7 separate regions of the Homo sapiens genome follow, and regions 1, 2, 3, 5, 6 and 7 are each linked to region 4. Evidence: chromatin contacts called from ENCODE Hi-C or POLR2A ChIA-PET data. All regions are on one chromosome and are shown on one strand. Each heading gives the region's core, a stretch centred on a gene start or an enhancer-like site at or near the end of the contact. The rest is flanking DNA. Distances are from core to core; before and after follow the strand shown.

Region 1 (3,416 bases), core at 899-3,398, 340 kb after region 4:
AATAGAATTAAGAGCTCAAAAATAAACCCTCATATTATGGTCAATTGATTTTTGACAACGGTGCCAAAACAATTCAATCAGAGAGAATAGTGTTGTCGGCCAGGCATGGTGGCTCATGCCTGTAATCCCAGAAATTTGGGAGGCATAGATGGGTGGATCACTTGAGGCCAGGAGTTTGAGACCAGCCTGGCCAATGTGGCAAAATGCTGTCTTTACTAAAAATACAAAAATTAGCTGGGCGTGGTGGCGTTCGCCTGTACTCCCAGCCACTCAGGAGGCTGAGGCACAAGAATCGCTTGAACCCAGGAGGCAGAGGTTGCAGTGAGTGGAGACTGCGCCACTGCACTCCAGTCTGGGCAACAGAGTGAGACTCTGTCTCAAAAAACAAAACAAAACAAAACAAACAAACAAAAAACTACGTGCAAAAGAATGGAGTTGGGGAATGACTTCTCGGGTGATGACAATATTCTTAAATAGATTCTGGTGATGGGCTGTACAACTAAATATACTAAAAACCATTGAATTTTACACTATAGGGTAATTTTATAGTATATCATTATATGTCAATAAAGTTGTTTAAAAATTAAAAATAATTTTCTTAACAAATTTGGGAAGAAATAATGACAGTTAAAAAGAAATCTAAGCAACAAAAACAAAAAAACAAGGTATATGGATTTGAAAATGCATAAATTTTTCACATTTTAACATTTCTGATATGGAGATGCATCCTACAAACAATGGAGTGTCACAGTTTAGTTGGGAGTGTTCTTTCTTAGTGGTACATAAAAAATGGCACATCTTACTGTCTTAAATTAGAAGAATTATGGTGATATGTTCAGAAGGAACAAGATGTGCAAGAGGCCAGGTGCAGTAGCTCACGTCTGTAATCCCAGCACTTTGGGAGGCCATGGCAGGAAAATTGCTTGAGCTCAGAAGTTTGAAATCAGCCTTAGCAACACAGGAAGACCTTATCTCTATTAAAAAAAAAAAAAAAAAAGTAAAAATTAGTCAGGTGTGGTGGTGTGCGCCTGTAGTCCCAGCTACTCAGGAGGCTGAGGTGGGAGGATCTCTTGAGCCTGGGAGGTTGAGGCTGCAGTGAGCCATGATTGTGCCACTGCACTCCAGCCTGGGTGACAAAGTGAGACCCTGTCGAAAGAAAAAGGAAAGAGAAACAAAGAAAGAAAGAAAGAAAGAAGGAAAGAAAGAAAGAAAGAAAGAAAGGAAGGAAGGAAGAGAAAGAAGGAAGGAAGGAAGGAAGGGAGAGAGAAAAATGCGCAAGATAGGAAATGTAATGATAATATGCTCCATGGCTCACCAATGCACAAGTCTTATAGCCATAATCAGACAGAAACACATTAATGGAATACAGCTTTTTCTGAAAGTTGTATATTACCATGTTGGGAGGAGAAAGGGAGGACAAATGGAATATGGGGTGGTATGAAAGAGTTAATGCTTCATCTTCTGTAATGGGGAGTAAAAAGGCACTATCTAAAATCACTAATTTGAGAAAATAGCAGTATGGATGCATTACTTAGAAATATGGATGTAAGTAACAGAAATGACTGAAAGAGTTTGAAGGGGAGAAGTCAGGGATGGGGAGGGAATTACCGAAATGTTTTCCTGTTATTGTTGCTGATATAACTATGGTACCATTTGACTTTAAAAATCAAGTATCTGTTGTACTTTGATTTGAATGGAAGGGAAAAAGGAAATGTGGAGAGGGAAGGAGGAAGTTGGGGGTTCGCTGTGGATCCTATCCCTTGATCAGGAAGGCTGGGGTCAATGCCCCTACCTCAGGTCCAATGGGAGGGAAAATTGAGCCGCACCTAGGGGGCTGCATTACACAGAGAGTGACTCCTCCTGTCCACAACCCTGATAGGAGTGCAGTGGGATGGTAGAGCCTGCCAGGAGAATATGTTTTCAGATTCTATCCTCCTTCAGAGGCACCGACCTCCCCCACAAAAGGGAGAGGCTCCCAGCAGCAGCCAAAACGAAGCCCTCCTGGGGCTCTGTGCTCTGCAGCCTCGCAGCCAGGGATCCCAGCTGGGGTGGGGTCAGCCACAGTCCCGCTGAACCAAAGAAACCCAGTCTTCCACTGCTCCGTGAGGAACTGCTGTGGAGGCAGCCACCAATGCATCCACCCCACCTGGTGGAAGAAGGGAGACTGCAGCGCGAGTGTTCCAAGAGCTTCTGTATTGGGAAAAATCATGACTTTGCTACTTTACTGATGCAAAGCGTTCCTCAGTTTCATCTTCTTGTATTCCAGATGCTTCACGGTCAGACATCTTTGATTGCTGTTCTGAGGCTCTTCCAGTTATCTGTTGCTATGGAATAAACATCCCAAACCCGTTGCATAAAACCACTACCATCCATTATGCTCTCGGATTCACTGTCTCAGGAATTTAGATGGGCACCAAAGGGGATGGCTTGTCTCAGTTCCATGATGTCTGAGGCCTCAGTGGGGAAGATTCGAATGGCTGTGGGCTGGAACCACCCAGAGGCTTTTTCGCTCGTGTCTGGCACTTGGGCTATGATGACTTGCAGGCTGGGCTCAGCTGGGACAGTTGACCTGGTGCCTACATGTTACTCCTCCAGATGACTTGGGTTCCTCACAGCGTGGCAGCCACAGAGCAGGGAGAACTCTTTCTTTGTGGTGGGTCAGAGTGCTAAGAGTGAGTGTCCCAGCGAACAAGACCAAAACTGCCTGGGCTTTCATGACCCAGCCTCAGAAGTCACATGGCATCATTCCTACCATGCCGTCTTTCTCAAAGCAGTCACAAGCCTGCCCAGATTAACAGGGAGAGGACATAGATCTGACTGCTTCATGGGAGGAGTGTTAGAAAATTTGCAGCCATGTCATAAAAATACCACAATGACTCAGTATTATTAATTAAAATAAAAATAATGTAAAGTATTTTACACATATCATATACCTGTTTACTAGGCAGATCAATGAGGAAGCCAACGTGCTACAATGGTTAAGTATCTGGCATTAAAACCAAACAGAACTGGGTTCAAAACCTGGCTCAGCCGCTGAACTGTGTGCCCTTGAGCAAACCACTTCACTTCTCCACGTCTCAGTTGCCTTGTTGGTAAAATGGGGATAATAATATCTACCTCACATAGTTTGTTTGTTTTTAAGGATTACACGGACAGCATATGCAAATAACTTGTCTCACAATAAGCATTCAGAAAACGTTAGTCCCTTTTTCCCTAAATTATTTCAAGCGCTACATTTCCATTATTTCTATTATCTCAGATTTTTGAAGATATGCTATCATTTGAAATCTTTATAGATAAATGGAAAGAATGGTTGCTTTCATCAGGAAACAACACCCCCGATCTCGTGGGAAACTGCTCCTCCTTCCCTTTCTGTTCAAATAGGAGCTGCCAGCTTCTACCTCCCTGGTCACAGT
Region 2 (3,206 bases), core at 91-2,590, 370 kb before region 4:
TTCTGAGGCTTAGTTTTCTCATCTGTAAAATGGGGATCATTAGAGTATCCATTCTTTACAGTGGTTCTGTATCCCTCATAGCATCTAACAATGTTTCAAACTTAGTAAGTACTTAATAAATATCTGCTGGATGCATAATCACTTAAAAATAATTTCACTGGAAATATCAAACTACATACAATACTTGTTCTTTGAAAATCTAAATATTTCTTCATACAGATATAGTAGAATATCAGTAATAGTATTCTGATTTTACTTTATTTATTATTATTTTTTTTTAGACAGAGTCTCACTCTGTCACCCAGCTGATGTGCAGAGGCATAATCTTGGTTTACTTACTGCAACCTCTGCCTCCAGGTTCCAACAATTCTCCTGCCTCAGACTCCTGAGTAGCTGGGATTACAGGTGCGCGCCACCACGCGCAGCTAAATTTTGTATTTTTAGTAGAGATGGGGTATCACCATGTTGGTCAGGCAGGTCTCGAACTCCTGACCTTGTGATCCGCCTGCCTCGGCCTCCCAAAGTGTTGGGATTACAGGCGTGAGTCACCGCACCCAGCCTATTTTTATTTTTGAGACAGAGTCTCACTGTGTCGCCCAGGCTGGAGTGCAGTGGCATGATCTCGGCTCATTGCAACCTCTGCCTCCCAGGTTCAAGCGATTCTCCCGCCTCAGCCTCCTGAGTAGCTGGGATTACAGGGGTGCACCACCACGCCCAGCTAATTTTTTGTATTTTTGGTAGAGACAGGGTTTCACCATGTTGGCCAGGCTGGTCTTAAATCCCTGGGCTCAAATGATCCACCCATCTCAGCCTCCCAAAGTGCTGGGATTATAGGTGTGAACCACCAGGCCTGGCCTCTGATTTTAAATAATTGGAAATTGAGATTCAAGTAAAGTGTCTTAAGATCACAAACAAAACAACAGTGTATCTGGAAAGAAGCCTAAATCTCTTCCCTATCCTCTTCTAAGATGATAGTGATTCTACATGAACGTAAAGGTAACTGAAATTTGATAATTTAACTCTCTCAGTAAATTCACAGCAGCTTTGAGACCATGTAATCCAACCACCTGCAGAAGTTCCTGGTACAACATCCCTGAAAGACAGTCATCTAGTGTCCACTAGCACACTTCTGGTGATAAGAGCCCATTCCAATTGTTAACTGACTTTATCATTAATCCTTTCCCTTCACAGAATGAAATCTGCCTCCTTATGACTCACATATTGAAAGGGAAGCAGTGAAAAATCCGTTACTAGCATGAACTTGACTCACTTAGGCCAGACTTCTGATTATTTAGAGCTTGTTTCATGTGTAACCATGGCAGCTGAGGCAAACAGTTGCTATGTTTCAAATACAACTGTGAGGTCTAAAAAATGACCTCAGTGAAAGGCAGAGACTTTTAACAGGAAGTTGGCTACAGGCAACTCGTCTAGATCAGAGTGAAACAAGCAGCTCAAATGCCTACTCTGAGGTTCCATACAAGATAAAAACTATGGGTAAGTAGAGATTCCAGGAAGGCTAAGCATAGCAAGGCACTAAAACAACAACTTTATCTAGAAAGACTGAATCAGAAAGTCCACTTCAGAAAGACAGTCCATTTTAGAAACACATCAGTAGTAGTAACGTCTTACTAAAATGCAGGGTTATCTGTCAAATTCCCGGAAATATCCATCTTAGAAAAGGTATCACATAAATAATATTAAGAAAATTAAATCATTCTTATTTCCTCCTTGAAAACTCACCTACTCCAAAAACCTGGAAAAAAGCAGAGAAATTAATAGCCAGGAACTCTTGAGTTTAATACTGTTCAGCTAATAGCCACTTACACGGCCTTAGGCAAGTCATTTAAATGAGCTGGAGCTAAATCTGAAGGGATATGTCAGTCTTGGCCTATGATTCTGTTTACAAATCCACAATTTTGGTATTTTACCTCATCTTGTAAATGATTTCCAAAGGATTCTATAAATTTGAAATGCAATTTATTTTAAAGATTTTTTCACTGTTTATTTACCCTTAGCAAAGCTGTGCTCAGTAGCCATCCAAGAATTGTTCCTATTTTTTTCTTCCTTTCTCTGTTACCATTAGGCTGAGTAAATCTAAATCACTTGCTTCAACAAGCATATTCTTCATATTCTTATTTTTTCTAACTCCTTCTGAAGTATCAGAACAAGTAGAAAAATTTTTAAAAGGGGCAAAATTCACTCTTCAACTGATTTTCATTATGCCTAAATCTCTTTATTTGTCTGGTCTCACACAAGCATAAGTGTTACAATAATTACTAAGATAATCCTTCAGTGTCAAGTTTATATTTGGTCATGTTAGTGCTTCATAGTAGGATGCAATAAAAATTTAAACTTCTACACAAAGTCCTACTCAGCAAATCAAGGAAGAGGTTGTCAATGTTTTTGTTTAATTAGAAATGTATCATTAGATTCTTGCCTCAAACTCCAGTCATCTATTCAAAAACAGTTTTTTTTTAAATTGTAAGTGTTTCATTTGGAGGAAATAAGATGCATCCCAGAATGCTTTCGTAAATTAATCAGTCTTCTGACCCAAGAGGAAGAGAAAAGACTTGCAGTGAGGTACAATGATATAAAAGCAAATAATTTGAATTCTCAACTCAAAAGCTCCCCAAGGGATTGTCAAAAGTGGTAAGTGATAATGAGGACATCCAGAAGATGAGAACTAAGAAGTCACTTTGATTTGGCTGACATGGAAATCCATGACCTTCAAGACAGGAGTTTCAAGAGACTGGTAGCAGCAGAAATTAAGAGATGATTAGATGGTGATAAAGAGAAGGCAAAGGCCAGGCACAGTGGCTCACACCTGTAATGCCAGCACTTTGGGAGACTGAGGCAGAAGGATCACTTGAACTGGGGAAGTTGAAGCTGCAGTGACCTGTGATGGCACCACTGCACTCCAGTATGGGCGACAGAGTGAGACCCTGTCTCTAAATAAGTAAATAAATAAATAAAATTTTAAAAAGAGAAGGCAGGGAGCATAGATGCTCTCTTAAGAATTCTGGTAGGCATCAGAGTGAACAGGCGACCTACAGAAGGCAGAAAATTTTTGCAATCTACCCCTCTGACAAAGGGCTAATATCCAGAATCTACAAAGAACTTAAAAAAATTTACAAGAAAAAAAAAACTCCATCAAAAAGTGGGTAAAGGATATGAACAGACACTTCTCAAAAGAAGACATTTATGCA
Region 3 (3,148 bases), core at 174-2,673, 450 kb before region 4:
CTCCTCAGGGCAGGCAGCCCTGCTTTACTTGCCCAGCAGCCCTCTCCTTTGGACCGCAGAGAAGAACCGAGGTTGTCCAGGCAACCGCCACCTCAATCTCTGAAGCTGGGGGTGGGGTGGGAAGTCCAGGGACAGCTCAAAGGGAAGCAGTGACCAGGGAGGAAGGGAGAGAAAAGCAGGCTGGCTTCCAGCTGGTCCATTCCAAGAAGCCCTGTTATGACCCCCTCCCCACAACTCTCCCACTGAGGCCTCCGGGGTCCTTGTCCTCGGCAGGGTCCAGATTCTGTTTCCCAGGAAGAAGAAAGTTTCCCAAAGGCATGGGGAGAGAGGGGTAGCCCACACATCTGTGGGACTAGGGCTGTGTAGAGCAAGCCATTACCATATGAAAGGAGGAGGCCTTAGCGGGGGTGGGAAGGGCCCAGGCTGTCACTTGGATACCAAAGGCAGCTGGGGATGGCGGAAGGGGCAGGGGCGGGCAGGCAGCAAGGGAGGGCCCCAAACTGGGGTGGAGGGGGTAGGCTGCTGGGGCTCTGGGACCCACATCCTCCCCATTTAGGGCACATGCCACTTCCTCCCACTTGTCACTCCTCTCTGGCCCGGGGGGACACCCACAGGGGTGGCAGGACGGCGCTGGAACTGGACTGCTCCAGGACCCTCTGGATGATCTGCCACTGTGCCCCTGAAGAAACAGAGTCAAATTTTAAGGACAAAGGAGTCTCCGAAGACTCCAAAGAACAGGAACTGTGGCAGGGACGGGGAGGTGGGGGGCTTGGGGAGGCACTTCTTGCTGTGCAGAGGCTGGATGAGGGGGTTGTCACCCCCAGGCAGGGAGTTCAGGGAGTTCCAGGTCTGAGGTCTAACAATCTGCAGCTCAGCTCGCCCGCCCTCTGCTTCTGTGGCTGCTTCCAAGGAAATCGCAAGGCTTGCACGCTGCATGCCTCCTCTCCTCCCAAGCTCCTCCCTGGCTTTTTGGTTTTTGGGGCCTCCTAGTGTCCTCCCCACACTTCGGTTTAGGTCTCTGTCTTGCAGCATCAGCGACTCCCACTTCTTTTCCGGCAGGGCTGTGGCTGCAGACAGCATCTCCTGCTAGTTCACAGGTGGCCGCCCCTAGGCCACGGGCTTTCCCTGGGGATGAGGGACCTTCAAACGGAAAATGGCCACTTTCGTAGGAGCCACTTGGCGGTCAAGTCTGTGCTGTGGCAGAGGCTCTGGGCACAGCAGCATCCGTTAGGAGTGGGCAGAGACTTAAGCCCCTACTGAATGGCTGGCTAGTGTTCTTGGGGCCCTCTGCGCTTTGTGTCTCTGCTGTTCTGGAAGAGAATGGAATCTTCTCGCTCTTCTTGCCTCCCAGACAGAGCCTGTCCCTGGCTCAGAACCAGTTGCGGTGGAGAGCGGAGGAGGGAGGCCATGGGAACCACTCCTCTTGCCCTGCTGAGGGTGTCTGGGTGGATGAGGGCCACCGCGGACCCAGGCCAGGATGGCTGCTGTGGGGGAGGAGACCGCCAGGGCAGCAGTGACAGCCAAGAGCAGTGAGCGAGAGAAAAAAGACCAGTGTTTTACTGGCTTATGGGGAGGCAGCTATCACCAGGGCTACAAGACTCTGCAAAGAAACCCGTGCACTTCCAAGTTCGTGGTGAAAGGAAAGACACTTGGCAGCTGGGCAGGATTTTATTTTTTGAGACAGAGTCTCGCTCTGTTGCCAGGCTGGAGTGCAGCGGCACGATCTCGGCTCACTGCAACCTCCGCCTCCCGGGTTCAAGCAATTCTCCTCCCTCAACCTCCCGAGTAGCTGGGATTACAGGTATGTGCCACCACGCCTGGCTAATTTTTGTATTTTTAGTAGATAGATATGGGGTTTCACCACGCCCAGCTAATTTTTGTATTTTTACTAGAGGCGGGGCTTCACCATGTTGGCCAGGCTGGTCTTGAACCCCTGAGCTCAAGTGACCCGACCACCTCGGCCTCCCAAAGTGCTGGGATTATAGGCGTGAGCCACCACGCCTGGCCAGGACTTTCTTTTTGGTGACTGTCAGGGAGGGGCGGGGAGCTGGGAAGTGGCAGAGCGGGGACTCCAGGCAGCTTTGCCCAGGTTCTCTGCATTACTGCGAGCGGCACAGTTCTCCAAGGCCCAGCTGGACTTAAGGGTCTTCCTATAGGTCCAGAAAGCGCAGACCTGGAAGAGTAGGAAGCTAGTAATCTAATCTAAAAATGGAAGGCACAGGCTGTGCTGGTGGAGCCAGTGACAGCTGGAGCCCTGTGTGTCTCCAGGGGAGCCCCGACATTCCGGGATCAGACCCAGTGAATCAGCCGGGAGCTACAAGCAGAGAGGATCTTTCTTCTTGAATTAGTTTCTGGCAGTTGCTCTAGTTTGGGGGTGGGACGGGGTGGAGAATGTTAGCGAAGAGAGAGAAACTAACATTAAGGGAAGTCGCAGGCTCTATAGCAAAGTTCCTGTTCACTGTATTGATTTATCTGGAAATAGGAAGTTTTGGCTCTTGGCATAAACTGTTTGTTTGACTTTAGGGCTGATCAGTCACTCTCTGGGTTTGGGTCCCACTCCGAGAGAGTGAAATGCGTCCCCAGCAGCTGCTCGGTGCATAAGGCGTCTCCTCAAGAGCTATGGGGGTGGATGGGGAGTATCCCTTCTACAGGAATCAGGAATAGGAATAAGTCACAGCACCAACCAGAACTTCACAGGAAATTTATTATTTTTTGAAAGGGCTGAGGGAGACTTTACAAGGGTCTGAAGCTGGTAACTAGAAAGAAAGATAAATAAAATACGAAGCCAGTATGTTGTGGCAAAATTCGAGAAAACACACTGAAAAAAATCTTTACAGTTTAAAACTGCTTCACTTTATACATAATTACAAATGAATATACAGCATCTGGGTTTTAACCCGTCTTTTTTATTTAATAGGATTTAGCACACAAATGTCCATAGAGCATTTGCAAACAAGCAATGAGAGCAGAGGTATCCGGTGTATCCCAACCACCCTCCTGCGGATCCCCACGCCTCCCCTGCGCATCCCATGCGGGCAGCAGCACACAGGAGACCACAGGCTAAGCCTGAACCACAGGCAGACTCACCAGGCACGCCCCATGGCCTGTGCTCATGCCCTCAGGTGGTGACGAAAGGTAGGGGAAGCTC
Region 4 (3,208 bases), core at 556-3,055:
CCTGGGGTCAGATGATTCTCCCCCCTCAGCCGCCTGAGTAGCTGGGACCACAGGTGCATGCTATCACGCCCAGCTAGTATTTTTAAATGATTTTTGTAGAGATGGGATCTCCCTATGCTGCCCAGGCTGGTCTTGAACTCCTGAGCCCAAGCAATCCTCCTGCCTTGGCCTTCCAAAGTGCTGAGGTTACAGGCGTGAGCCACCGCACCTGGTCACAACTTGATTTGAGAGCGTATGGTTGACAACATCTTGATGAAAAGGGATATGGCTGGCCAGGCATGGTGGCTCACACCTGTAATCCCAGCACATTGGAAGGCCAAGGTGGGCAGATCATGAGGTCAGGAGTTCAAGACCAACCTGGCCAACATGGCGAAACCCCATCTCTACTAAAAATTGAAAAATTAGCTGGGTGTGGTGGGGGGTGGCTGTAGTCCCAGCTACTCAGGAGGTTGAGGCAGGAGAATCGCTTGAACCCGGGAGGTGGAGGATGCAGTGAGCCGAGATAGTGCCACTGCAGTCCAGCCTGGGTGACAGAGAGAGAATCCATCTCAAAAAAAAAAAAAAAAAAAGGGATATGGCTGATACACACAGAAAGATCTACTCTCCTAAGACCTTGTGCCCCAAGAATTTTATGACTTCTTGGATGGTATCAATTGTGTTTTATGATTGATTTATTCATTTACTTGATAAGTTTTGATCGAGTGCGGCTCTGTACCAAGAACTGTGTCAAGAAATGGGGATACATTGTTGTGCGAGAGGAAGTCCTCATGTGCCAGGAATTTACAGTAGACAGGGGAAGATACGCAAACTCATTACGAAGAAATACGGTAAATGCGAGGGGAATGGAAGCAGAGGGTGCTCTGGAGTACTCAGGAGGATTATTCAGCCCAGCCTTATACTGTCAGGGATAGTTTCCCAAAAGAAAGGATATCTAACCTGAGAGCAGAAGAATAAATACTAGTTAGCCAAGTTAAGGAGGATGGGTAGATGGGAGGGAGTGAGTTTTAGTTTTAAGGCATTCTAGGTAGAGAGAAAAGCAATTTGGGCAAATCTGGTAGGGGATAAAAATCATTTGGGAAACTGAAAGTCAGCCTCTTGAGTTGATTGCAGGAGGAGAGGGTGAGATAAGTTAGGAGAAGAAAAACAGGGATCGGATCACAAAAAGCCTTTTAAGTAAGATTAAGGGCAGGGGTATTATTATGAGGTCAATACAAAGCCATTAGATCTTTTGAGTAGGTGGTATACAGTGTAATCGCATTTGCATTTTTAAAACATTATCTTGTCTATGCGGTGAGAATAAACTGGAGGTGGATAAGAGCAGAGGCAGCTCCCTTAGGAGGTTGTTGCTGTATCCTAGGCCAGAGATCATGAGTTGGACTTGAGGCTGGGGCTGGAGAGAAGCGGCCAGAGAAGAACATATGGCTAAAACAGGCAACCTGAAAACATTCAGGAAATTATTGTCATTAGAGGACAGCCCGGCAAAATGCAAATTGTTCTGTCCTTATTTGATCTCAGCTGGACTATGAATTCTGTGGGGACAGGGACTATTTTGTATTCATCCCCGTTTCCAGTACTACGGAAGTACTCAGGAAATGAATGTTCTTCCTAAGTGAGTCTCAGTGACATGGTGTTTGGATAGAGTGGTAACCCTCACGCCTTTGCTGACCCACCTTTATTAGGGAAGTTCAGCAGCGATTGTGAAGTCGACGTGTAGCGCTACCGCGGCAGGGACATTAAGGTGCAGAAGCTTTACCCAGTGCACAGTGCACACTGAAATACCCAGGCTGGTTTTTCCTGACTCAGTTCTCTTCTGCCATCTGCTGGGACAGTCTTTCATAGCACATCAAAGCAAGATCACCAAGGAAGACAGGCCTGAAAGCTTTGTGGGAGCCACAGTGGACAATGACTTGGATAAGTTTACGATTTAGTCAGAGATGCAAGAATCACATCCAAACCACTGTCCATTTGAAGCTAATCTTCAGTATTTATTTCCCAAAGACTAAATGTCTTTTTTATAAGAATGAGTTCATGTCCTTTGCAGGGACGTGGATGAAGCTGGAAACCATCATCCTCAGCAAACTAAGACAGGAACAGAAAACCAGACACTGTGTGTTCTCACTCATAAGCGGGAGTTGAACAATGAGAACACATGGACACAGGGAGGAAAACATCACACACGGGCCTGTTGGGGGGTAGGGGGCAAGAGGAGGGAGAGCATTAGGACAAATACCTAATGTATACGGGAATTAAAACCAAGATGACAGGTTGATAGGTGCAGCAAACCACCATAGCACAAGGATACTTTTTTTTTTTTTTTTTTTTTTTCTGATACAGAGTCTCGCTCTGTCTCCCAGGCTCTGGAGTGCAGTGGCGCAAACTCGGCTCACTGCAAGCTCCGCCTCCCGGGTTCACGCCATTCTCCTGCCTCAGCCTTCCGAGTAGCTGGGACTACAGGTGCCCGCCACCACGCCCGGCTAATTTCTTTTTGTATTTTTAGTAGAGACGAGGTTTCACCGTGTTAGCCAGGATGGTCTCGATCTCCTGACCTCGTGATCCACCCGCCTCGGCCTCCCAAAGTGCTGGGATTACAGGCGTGAGCCACCGCGCCCGGCCGCACATGGATACTTATGTAACAAACATGCAGGTTCTGCACATGTATCCCAGAACTTAAAAAAAAAAAAGTCTTTTTTTTTTTTTGAGATAAAGTCTTGCCTTGTCACCCAGGCTCCAGGCTGGGGTGCAGTGGCATGAACATGGCTCAGTGTAGCCTAGCCTCCTCCTGGGTTCGAGAAATCCTCCCACCTCAGCCTCCCAAAGTGCTGAGATTTCAGGCGTGAGCCGTCATGCCGGCCCATGCAGACTATCTTAAATGTCTGTATTCTCCTTTGAGTTTTTGCAACAACTTTACGATAGCCATATATTATAACATTTTTTAAACAAGGAAACAGAAACACAGACATTTAAATGAAAAGCTAACTTTGAACAAAAAATAAGTAGCCCGAGCCAGGACTGAAGCTTCCTTGACTCCTGGTTCCATACTTTTGTCACAATGTCTCAACGTCTCCAACACACTAAGGGAGAGTTCCAACAGGCCGAGACAGGCTGCTGATCTGCAGCAGGGAGAGGGCAGGCCTAATGTGAAGGCTGACAAGGCCGGTGGCTCCCTGATGTTCAGCACAGAGATGCAGAATGTTGGCATGGAGTGGGG
Region 5 (3,117 bases), core at 91-2,590, 270 kb before region 4:
GCAGTCTCTCTTGTGAGCTCAGCAAGACTTGCTGAACTGCACTATAACAATCTTACTCATCTGGAAGCCCCATTGAGAACCAGGACCGTGTATCTCCTGACCTGCTGATCTCCACCACTCAGCACAATCTCTTGACATACACAGTTACTCAAGTATTTGTTGGGATTTCACTCCAGGGCAGAAGAGTACAAATATTCTTCTCTTTTACTCACAACGTTTAAGATGGTTTGAGATCATCACTCTCTGAAGAGACAGATAATCTAAGGAAGTAATTCTAATACAACCCAATGTAGTGGCAGTAATGGCTCAAAAGGCACAGGTGGCAAAGGAGACTAAACATGACAACTAAATCCAGTGTGTGATCCAGATCAGGAGGAAAAATACTTAAAAGAACACTATTAAGCAGATGGTGAAAAGTAGAATATAAACTACTATATATTAGATTATTGTATTAATGATAAATTACTAATTTTGATAAATGCACTGTTACTGTATTGACTGTCCTTGTTCTTAGGAAATATATGCTGAAATATTTAGGAACAGAAGGTCATGATTCTGCAACTTACTCTCAAAGACTTCAGTAAAATTCTATATATGTATATGTATACACACACAGATAAAGCAAATGTAACCAATGTTAAGAATCGGAGAATTTGGATGAAGGATATATAGGAGTTCATTGCACGTTTCTTGCATCTTTTCTGAGTTCAAAATTTTTCAAAATACAAAGTTAAATGTAAAACATTTTAATAAAGGCAGAGGTGAAAATTGCTTCATTCTTCTGTTATTATTACTTACTAAAGGTAGGGAAGAAACTAGTATTATTTGAGTATCTACTTAAACAGATACTGACAGAAAATTTTAAGTACACTAATTTAATCCTCTTATCAGTCCTTCAAAGTGGTAGTATTCCGGTTTCAGAGATGAGGAAATTGAGAACAGAAATATTAACATATTTGTTCAAGGTATACCACATACATTAGCAGTTTGATAAACCTCAGTTCAAAATCAAACTTTACCACTTACAAGAAGTGAGAACTTGAGCTAGATACTTAACCTCTTTGAGCATGCATCTTGACCTATAAAAAATGTAACAGTCCTTTTAAAAGGTTGCTGTGAAAAAGCAAAGAAAGTTGTTGTGGAAATTAATGAGGATAGTAAATAAATTATTTAATAATGCCTGGCACACAGTAGGCAGTCAATAAATATTAGCACCCTCTTACTTAGCACATTGCTAACAAGTAATAGATTTGAATCCAGGTTGGGCTGCTCCCAAAGCCTGTGCTCTCCCCCTTATATAATGCTGCACTACTTTAAGTGGAAAGGGCTGGCTTTTGTAGGAACAGTTCATGCGGTGCCCACAGCAGGAAGTATTCAGGGTAATTTGAATGCAACAAGGAGCAAAGAGGTCTTTAAGAGAAAAATTTTTTTATGAGTCAAAGGAATGTTCCTTCCAAGTAGAACATTTCTCAACACACATTCTCTGATAAAAAGTTCCAAAGTCCACCATCTGCTACATTGATCAACAGAATAGTGAGCGTTGAAGAGACTGACAAAATGTTGGACAAACTGCCTAGCCCAAATTCTCATTCTCCGTCTTTAAAAAAAAAAAAAAAAAAAAAAAAACAAGCACATTCTACTCAAATGAAGGACAATATTGATTCCGACAGGCTGGAAAATGGCATGCCCACATTGCTCACCATATTGTTCACAAAATTGACACCAACCTACCTTTTCCTACGAGGAAAAAAATACCAATTCACTACAAATTCATCTAATTATGTTCAACTGAGACTTCCCTAGAGGCTAAATCATAGTGTGGTATGGGAAAAGTACAGGTGCTAAAGTCTGAGTAGAATCCCATTTATACCATGGTCTGATCTAAGACAAATTATTTCGCTTCTATGAGCCAGAGTTTTTTATCTGTTTAAAGAAAAGTGGGGGCCAGGTGCAGTGGCTCACACGTGTAATCCCAGCACCTTGGGAGACCGAAGCAGGTGGATCACCTGAGGTCAGGAGTTTGAGACCAGCCTGGCCAATATGGTGAAACCCTATCTCTACTAAAAATACAAAAAAAAAAAAAACAAAAAAAACCTGCTGGGCGTGGTGGCGCATGCCTGTAATCCCAGCTACTCAGGAGGCTGAGGCAGGAGAATCGCTTGAACCCAGGAGGCAGAGGTTGGAGTGAGCCGAGGTCGCGCCATTGCACTCCAGCGTGGGCAACAAGAGGGAAATTCAGTCTCAAAAAAAAAAAAAAAAAAAAAGAAAAGAAAAGAAAAGAAAGAAAAGGAAAGTGGGATAACAGCAGTTTTCTTACAGAGGCTCAAGGATTAAGATATAAGGACAGAGATATATATATATATATATATATATATATATATTTTTTTTTTTGAGGCAGATTCTCACTCTGTCACCCAGGATGGAGTGCAGTGGCACGATCTCAGCTCACTGCAACCACCACCTTCCAGGTACAAGCGATTCTCCCACCTCAGCCTCCCAAGTAGCTGGGATTACAGGCGCTTGCCACCACGCCCAGCTAATTTTTGTATTTTTAGTAGAGACGGGGTTTCGCCATGTTGGCCAGACTGGTCTCAAACTCCTGACCTCAGGTGATCCGCACGCCTCGGCCTCCCAAACTGCTGGGATTACAGGTGTGAGCCACCACGCCCGGCCGAGATATATATTCTTAATATGCATACTACTAGTAAGTACTCATTAAATACTGGTTTCTATTTCCACAACATAACCACTTCCTTTTATTGTTAATATTTATCAACTGCTTAACAATGTATCAGATATTGAACTGTGCATTTGGTACACATCATCTCATTTACTCTCGTAATCATTCTGTGAAGGAGAATATTATTACCGTAATTTGCAGGTCAGGAAACTGAAGTTGTGAGAAATGTAGTAACTTGCCTAACAGCTACTAAGTAATGGAGCCAGCCAGCATTTGGATCAACAATCTAAACCAAAACACAAACCTACCTCTGCTGCCTATTTTGTAGCAGAGAATGCAGACAGACGAAACTAAAAATATAAATAATTTTAAAAATACACATTTTGAGAGACTAGTGTGCAAGTTCTAGATCATTGCGTACTATGGATATGGGTACA
Region 6 (3,235 bases), core at 426-2,925, 390 kb before region 4:
TGTCAGAAATGTTCTAGAGACAGACTGAAAGCAGAGGACTCATATGACATCAAGCCTCAATCTAAGAGAGGCTGTTGTCAAAGCTTACACAGTCATGAAGAGGAACGGAAAGGAATTCAAACACTGAAAACTTGAAGAACTACTGATGAGTGGTGGGTCCTTAATGAAATATCTAAAGCAGTCAGGGACATTTCAGGTGGACACCATCCTTAGGAGGCCAGGACCATGGGGATATAACCATGCTCTCCATAAAAGGTCCTTTAGAAGCACTGTTTGGCAGAGTACTTGGCTGGCTTATCAGTATCAATGAAATAATTTCCTTTCAAACCAACTGGACTACAAAGACCTACCATTCACAAGGTAAGAGGTTTTACCTATTGTCAATACCATTGTTATGTCCTAAAAAAATTCCAGGAAAATGGGTGTCCCAAGTCAGTGATCATGACAACTACTAAATGCCTTAACATTTTGAATCAATGTCTTCTACATACATCATTTCGTCTGACTCAATAACTCTGAAGTGGGCAGGGTGAGCATTATGCTTCCCATTTTACAACGTAGAGGATAAAGATAATAAATAACAGCTAAAAATCTGAACAGTTACTACGTGCTAAGCACTGTAGTAAGCAATTTACATGTATTTTCTCACAACAACCCAATGATAATACTAGGTATTATCTCCATTTTACATCTGAAGAGATTGAAGCTTAGAGATGTTTAATAATGCATTTGAGGCCACACGCCAATAACTGCTCAAGCTGAAATTAAGATTCAGATCTGGCTGACTGTAAAGCTCAGCTCTCATACACTGCACTATGCTGCCAGGGACTGGAGAGGTTGGTTGACTTGCAAAAGGTCACACAACAGATGATCAGCACAGTCAAAATGGGAACCCAGGTCTTCTGACTTTCTGTTCAGAACCCAACCACTGTAATGAAATGGTAAATAATTGCTAGATCTATGATTCATGTGAAGTCTTTTGTTAATCAAATACATATAATGAACATCTAAGAGCCAAATTACTACACTTTTGAACTATAAAAAATAATGAGAGAGGAAGGGAGAAAAACTCCTTCACTTTACAAAACAGGAAGCTGTTCTGAGTGAAAATTGGTAATCACTAAAGTACATAAAACTTTAGTAATAATCAACAACTAAATTTGGGTTTTTTCAAATAATTTCTTTCTTTTAACTAAATTTTGCTAAAGGTTTTTCCATGCATAAAATGTTAAATGGAAAAGCATCTGATTTTTTTGCTCAGGAAAGTTAAATTATACTTCAATCGTTTAAAAAATCTTTTTATGGCAACCAGCTTATCCTCTCAAGCCTTGCAATGCTCTTCAAACCTGAATAAATAAGAAATAGCTTCCCTTTGCAACAATCCAAATTAGTTCTTCCCAGGATGGAAACAAAACAAAACAACCAACTCCACTGGCTCTTTCTGTGTTTACTAGAATTTAGTGCTTTAAAGAAGTCAGGCTCTTACCTCCCCATGCTTTGGTCCTATGAATCTCACTGTTATGTGGGGTACTTCATGAAACCGAGCCCATTTTATCGACATGATTCGACCCCCATGCCAGGAAGCGTGCTCTCACAGAAGCGGGGGCGCATGCCGTCAGGGCAGAGCTCAGCAGCTTTGAGCTGCCATTAGTGAAATCGTAAGAGGAAGCCAGAGACTGGCTGAGAAAGGGAAGGAGGGAGGGCTGAGGCTGCTTGTTTCCTTAAGACAGTCTTAACTGTTTGAATGCTGCTGCTAAAGCCAACAACCCTTGTTACAAAGGATACAGGAAATGAAACGAGACCTCACTCCCCCCAAAAACAGTGTGTGTGGACAGTGCTTAAGCAGCAATATAAGAACTCTAGCAAGGTTTGAGGCCAAGTTTTTACACGGGAAGTTAAGGAACACATCTTACCTATTTTAAAATAGACTCCTCATTTTGTAAAATGCAGTGAGTTTCATAAGAAAACTTTTCAGTGAAGTTGCCTGGTGTAAAGTGGTGACTAGTTATTTTCTGAAGTTTGACTTTTCCATGTTTAACAACTGGCAAAATGCTTTAGCTGTGTGCTGGAGAAACAGGCTAACGGTATTTAACAGGGATAGATGCAGGTAACAACTGCACTAGGACACTATCAAAGGTGATTCTTCACTTTTCCAAAAATACCCCTTTATACATGTAATTACAATAAAAAGAACACTCTGGACAACTGTGAAAACATGATATGATCAAACAACTGTCATGTTACAGATCTTTAATCAAAGAAGGAATGAGAATTACATTTAAAATTAAGTCTTTGTAAACACTACTCTAGGAGGCACTTCTGAAAGGCCTATGGGTACAGCTCTTTTTTATACAGACCACAGGACCTAGGAGCTGTAACTGAATGTCCTGTTACAAAGTCATGTAGTATACTTGCAGCTGTGCAGGAATTTAACCTGTGCACTCAAAAATACCTACTTCAAATCAAATAGATTTGTCTAAAACATTTCTAACCACCTCTTGTTTGTCTACAAAGAGGAAAGCTTAGTATTAGGTTGGTGCAAAAGTAACTGTGGTTTAGAAAAAAGAAAACCAGTGTGATAGGATGGTTTGAAGAGGGTCATTCCACACTCCCTTTGTGAACTCGAACACCATGCATATGAGTGTTTAAATACTCTGTAACACGCAAAATTACTTAGCAGGAAACAGCACTATCTCTCAAAGATACTAAGACAAAAGCAGAAACTGCCAGTCTTCCTGCTATACTTCCTGTTTAGCATCCCCTCTCATCTTCCACAAACACATTCAATATATTTATCTAATCTAATCACTTATGCCAGTCGGTGATAATTCTCAAAAGGACATAGGATCAAGGACTCAATTTCTTAAGTTTATATACAAAACCCAGTGATCCAGACAAAATATGTTACCCTCCTAGGAATGTGAACAGTTTACTGCCTACTGGCTTTTGGCTTCTTTGGACATGTTTAAGAACTGTTTATCATCACAATTATACAACTGAATGGAATATATCTAGGTTAATCACTATAACCTATTTTCATAAAGATATATATATCATGCAAAAGGAAAGCAGACATTTTCAAATAATCCTTAGACACTTCTCTAAGAGTTACAGGTGGCATTTTAATATTATATTCGGTAGATGCTTAAATTTTTCCTTTAAAAGATGTAGGTCTAGTTTTATTGTATGGTAGATTAATAAAACAATTGGATCAGACGGTCTCTCACAGCATCTA
Region 7 (3,196 bases), core at 127-2,626, 350 kb before region 4:
ACTATTGATTTCTCTTTTCCTAAGTAAAGAGAAAGGCAGATCTTCTAAATGTGGAGTTTTTTTTGTTTTGTTTTTTGTTTTTTTGAGATGGAGTCTCGCTCTGTCGCCCAGGCTGGAGTGCAGTGGCACAATCTCGGCTCACTGCAAGCTCCGCCTCCCGGGTTCACGCCATTCTCCTGCCTCAGCCTCCCGAGTAGCTGGGACTACAGGTGCCCGCCACCACTATTTTTAGTAGAGATGGGGTTTCACCGTGTTAGCCAGGATGGTCTCGATCTCCTGACCTCATGATCAGCCCGCCTCAGCCTCCCAAAGTACTGGGATTACAGGCGTGAGCCATTGCGCCCGGTCCTAAATGTGGAGTTTTTACTTCATAGAATTTTTTGTCAAGTCACTATGAGTGACAATGATAGAAATCCTTAAGTTTGCATCATATTAAATAAGTCTTTCCAAAGACCTTGGGAAGACAATGAGTTCAAAAAAAAAAAAGTCAGGGAAGGCCAAAAATGAAAGGAAGGCACACAGGGTACATTCACAGAGGCACTGATATGCTCCTGATTCCCAAATCTTTAGGTCTCTTTTCTTGTAACTTCTATTTTATTTTATTTTTACTTTTGAGATGGAGTTTCACTCCTGTTGCCCAGGCTGCAGTGCAGTGGTGTGATCTCAGCTCACTTCAGCCTTCACCTCCTGGGTTCAAGCAATTCTCCTGCTTCAGCCTCCAGAGTAGCTGAGGTTACAGGCACGCGCCACCATGCCCAGCTAATTTTTTTGTATTTTTAGTAGAGACGGGTTTTCACCATTTCCAGGCTGGTCTCGAACTCCTGACCTCAAGTGATCTACCCGCCTTGGCCTCCCAAAGTGCTGGGATTACATGCATGAGCCACCACACCCGGCCTATTCTTGTAACTTCTACACAGCATCATTCACCATCTTGGACAACCTAATCACCCACTAACACAACTGCTCTCACCACTTCTCCGAGCTCATTATAAAACTAGAAGGAACCGTGTTGGTAGATGCAACAGTGTTTCCGCCTCTTCACCTCCTTACCATTAAGAAAACCACTTGTGGCATATAATTGAGTAGCATTTGCCATCTCTGCTGTGGGGAAAGCCCTCTATTCTTCTCAGGTGAGCAAAACAGAACTTGCTGCCACTAGAAACAAATATAAGCAAAAGAAAGCAAACTACCCCCATTCCCCACCTCCCTTAGGCAGCCTCCAATTATATGCAAATGTGAGCTGATTCATGTGGAAGGGCTCTATTGCAGAGATCTAGAAAGTTCCAATTAGGCAGGCTAGATGAGGATGAGTGATATGACCACACTCAGCAGGAAGCTTCAGGCCTAAACACATTAACCAGAAATGACTCTACAGCTGGTTTATAAATATGACATCATATAGTCTGAGCTGCGGTCCTTGCTGCCCACTGAGAAGTGTTCACTGTCATCTGACTTAATTAATTCTAAAGGAACTTCCATTTCTTCTGACTCCCAAGTGAGCTTCAAAATCTGTATTTAACTGGCCACAATTTCACATTAAATAACTTTGGCCAATGCTTTTTTCTTTCCCTTTTTTTTGTTTTTGGAGACAGAGTCTCGCTCTGCCACCCAGGCTAGAGTTTAGTGGCGCGAACTTGACTCACTGCAACCTCCACCTCCTGGGTTCAAGTGAGCACGTCCAGCTAATTTTTATATTTTTAGTAGAGATGGGGTTTCACCATGTTGGCCAGGCTGGTCTCGAACTCCTGACCTCAAGGGGTCCGCCCACCTCAGCCTCCCAAAGTGTTGGGATTACAGGCGTGAGCCACCATGCCCAGCCCAGTGCCTTTTTCTAAACCCTGGTAATCTGGCGCTTCCTTCTCCAAAGAACATTTACATGCCTCTCAGAGTGAGTGAGGCCCTACAAGGCTAGCTGGATCACAACTTACTAGCAGGAGTTACATATTTAGGGAAACAGGAGAGCACAAGAGGGGGAAAAAGTTGGAAAAGAGTTTGGGAAGCCCAAATAGGAACACAAAAGCCGTGTGACAAAAATGAAAGGAAGGTCCACACAGTACCTTTGGGAAGATGATGCTGTCCATGTCATCACTGGGTGAGTGAAAGAGGTCAGAATCACTCCCAGATTCTCTTTTAAGTACACCTTGTTTTGAGGTACACTCTCTGCCCAGTCCAACATCCAGGAAGTTCTCACATTCTGAAAAAGAGAATTTATTCACCAATATTGAAAAAAAAAAAACAAAAAAACCAAAAAACAAAAAGAACCACTTCCTTTTCACCCCAGCAACCAGTCTTTTAAATCTCTCTCTCACTCTTTTCTCTTCCTTCCCTCCTTATTTCTTTTTTTCAAAATTAAGAAGCTATAAAAGGACACAGTCAAATTAGTAGCTCTGCTACTCCAATTCTAGGTTGAAATAGCTCCTACAGGACAATCATGCATCTGCCACGTTTATATTAGGTACAGAAAGATAAAAGGATGATTTAGAAGCATATTCTACTTCTATTTAGATACCTGAATGGTAATGCTTTCCTCATGGTAGTGAGGGCATTTTTTTTCTTTTGTCTTCAAAATCCAAAGTCTTTTACTAGCAACTATGTGATGGGGTTTGTTTTAAACTTATAGGTTCTACTGAGTAATAACAGAAATATAATTTAACTTTTCTTACCATAAATAGCTCTTAAATTGGGGGCATAATATGCCAAAGTGGAAAAATTTATCATTTAGAATGTTTTCGGTTCAATAACTAGAACAGGGACCCTGGCAAGCTAGAGGGAGGGGTCTGTGACAGAAATACTACCTTTGTACATTGAGGAAGCCTAAAAACTTAGTAGCTTGAAATAAGCAAGGTATTCTCTCTTATTAACTTTGCTTTTCTGTTTTGTGTTGTTTATTTTGAGACAAGTTCTCGTTCTGTTGCTCAGGCTGTACTACGGTGACATGATCTCAGCTCACTTCAACCTCCACCTCCTGGGCTCAAGCAATCCTCACACCTTAGCCTCCCAAGTAGCTGAGAATGCAGGCACACGCCACCAAGTCCAGTTTATTTTTTGTAAAGATGGGGTTTTGGCATGTTGCCCAGGCTATTAACTTTGTAAACAAAAGTGACATGTGACTGGGTACCAACACGGTTAAAGAGATTTGTGGATGGTGAAACCAAGAACCCAAGTCCATTACTGAGTGGATATGAGCTTCCTTCAA

What was found. Hi-C counts contacts between places; a loop is a spot of excess contacts on that map. ChIA-PET counts read pairs that join two places held with the same protein, here RNA polymerase II (POLR2A). Pooled maps may share reads with other maps.
Region 1: a map of thyroid gland shows a loop between it and region 4 (4-fold over the local background). The contact joins two enhancer-like sites. A Hi-C loop is called at or near these places in 4 of 168 maps with a recorded cell type or tissue (MCF 10A, gastrocnemius medialis, mammary epithelial cell and 1 more) and 10 of 50 pooled maps.
Region 2: a loop to region 4 is called in a map of MCF 10A, with 22 times the contacts of the local background. The contact joins two enhancer-like sites. A Hi-C loop is called at or near these places in 2 of 168 maps with a recorded cell type or tissue (Calu3 and MCF 10A), 1 of 37 single-sample maps with no recorded cell type and 5 of 50 pooled maps. POLR2A ChIA-PET finds 5 or more read pairs at or near these places in 2 of 52 experiments (activated CD4-positive, alpha-beta T cell and activated T-cell).
Region 3: a loop to region 4 is called in a pooled map, with 2.7 times the contacts of the local background. The contact joins two enhancer-like sites. A Hi-C loop is called at or near these places in 4 of 168 maps with a recorded cell type or tissue (A673, CD8-positive, alpha-beta T cell, Calu3 and 1 more), 3 of 37 single-sample maps with no recorded cell type and 10 of 50 pooled maps. POLR2A ChIA-PET finds 5 or more read pairs at or near these places in 5 of 52 experiments (OCI-LY7, SK-N-SH, activated T-cell and 2 more).
Region 5: a loop to region 4 is called in a pooled map, with 2.7 times the contacts of the local background. The contact joins two enhancer-like sites. A Hi-C loop is called at or near these places in 1 of 168 maps with a recorded cell type or tissue (CD4-positive, alpha-beta T cell), 1 of 37 single-sample maps with no recorded cell type and 5 of 50 pooled maps. POLR2A ChIA-PET finds 5 or more read pairs at or near these places in 1 of 52 experiments (Panc1).
Region 6: a loop to region 4 is called in a map of IMR-90, with 10 times the contacts of the local background. The contact joins two enhancer-like sites. A Hi-C loop is called at or near these places in 2 of 168 maps with a recorded cell type or tissue (CD4-positive, alpha-beta T cell and IMR-90), 7 of 37 single-sample maps with no recorded cell type and 10 of 50 pooled maps. POLR2A ChIA-PET finds 5 or more read pairs at or near these places in 3 of 52 experiments (B cell, activated B cell and activated CD4-positive, alpha-beta T cell).
Region 7: a loop to region 4 is called in a pooled map, with 3 times the contacts of the local background. The contact joins two enhancer-like sites. A Hi-C loop is called at or near these places in 3 of 50 pooled maps. POLR2A ChIA-PET finds 5 or more read pairs at or near these places in 3 of 52 experiments (PC-9, Panc1 and activated CD4-positive, alpha-beta T cell).

The regions. Positions count from the first base shown.
Region 1 is chr15:84,954,248-84,957,663 of GRCh38, reverse strand. It overlaps a transcript of SLC28A1 not described here. Among named protein-coding and RNA genes, the nearest start is that of PDE8A, 26 kb to the left of the region's middle. Within about 2 kb of position 2,148, at least 3 of the 41 ENCODE cell types and tissues checked have a DNase peak (open chromatin) inside an H3K27ac peak, as active enhancers do.
Region 2 is chr15:85,666,310-85,669,515 of GRCh38, reverse strand. The region is part of intron 13 of AKAP13 (A-kinase anchoring protein 13); the gene reads right to left. Among named protein-coding and RNA genes, the nearest start is that of LINC02883, 91 kb to the left of the region's middle. RefSeq lists an enhancer at 1,259-1,428. Within about 2 kb of position 1,340, at least 22 of the 41 ENCODE cell types and tissues checked have a DNase peak (open chromatin) inside an H3K27ac peak, as active enhancers do.
Region 3 is chr15:85,748,895-85,752,042 of GRCh38, reverse strand. It overlaps AKAP13 (A-kinase anchoring protein 13), which reads right to left. Exons shown (of 37, transcript NM_007200.5): 37 at 2,688-3,148. Among named protein-coding and RNA genes, the nearest start is that of LINC02883, 8.3 kb to the left of the region's middle. Within about 2 kb of position 1,423, at least 23 of the 41 ENCODE cell types and tissues checked have a DNase peak (open chromatin) inside an H3K27ac peak, as active enhancers do.
Region 4 is chr15:85,295,353-85,298,560 of GRCh38, reverse strand. No RefSeq gene overlaps it. Among named protein-coding and RNA genes, the nearest start is that of MIR7706, 84 kb to the left of the region's middle. Within about 2 kb of position 1,805, at least 3 of the 41 ENCODE cell types and tissues checked have a DNase peak (open chromatin) inside an H3K27ac peak, as active enhancers do.
Region 5 is chr15:85,561,839-85,564,955 of GRCh38, reverse strand. All of the region lies in intron 5 of AKAP13 (A-kinase anchoring protein 13), which reads right to left. Among named protein-coding and RNA genes, the nearest start is that of AKAP13, 180 kb to the right of the region's middle. Within about 2 kb of position 1,340, at least 4 of the 41 ENCODE cell types and tissues checked have a DNase peak (open chromatin) inside an H3K27ac peak, as active enhancers do.
Region 6 is chr15:85,688,356-85,691,590 of GRCh38, reverse strand. The region is part of intron 16 of AKAP13 (A-kinase anchoring protein 13); the gene reads right to left. Among named protein-coding and RNA genes, the nearest start is that of LINC02883, 69 kb to the left of the region's middle. RefSeq lists an enhancer at 42-91. Within about 2 kb of position 1,675, at least 31 of the 41 ENCODE cell types and tissues checked have a DNase peak (open chromatin) inside an H3K27ac peak, as active enhancers do.
Region 7 is chr15:85,644,816-85,648,011 of GRCh38, reverse strand. It overlaps AKAP13 (A-kinase anchoring protein 13), which reads right to left. Exons shown (of 37, transcript NM_007200.5): 10 at 2,058-2,194. Among named protein-coding and RNA genes, the nearest start is that of LINC02883, 110 kb to the left of the region's middle. Within about 2 kb of position 1,376, at least 4 of the 41 ENCODE cell types and tissues checked have a DNase peak (open chromatin) inside an H3K27ac peak, as active enhancers do.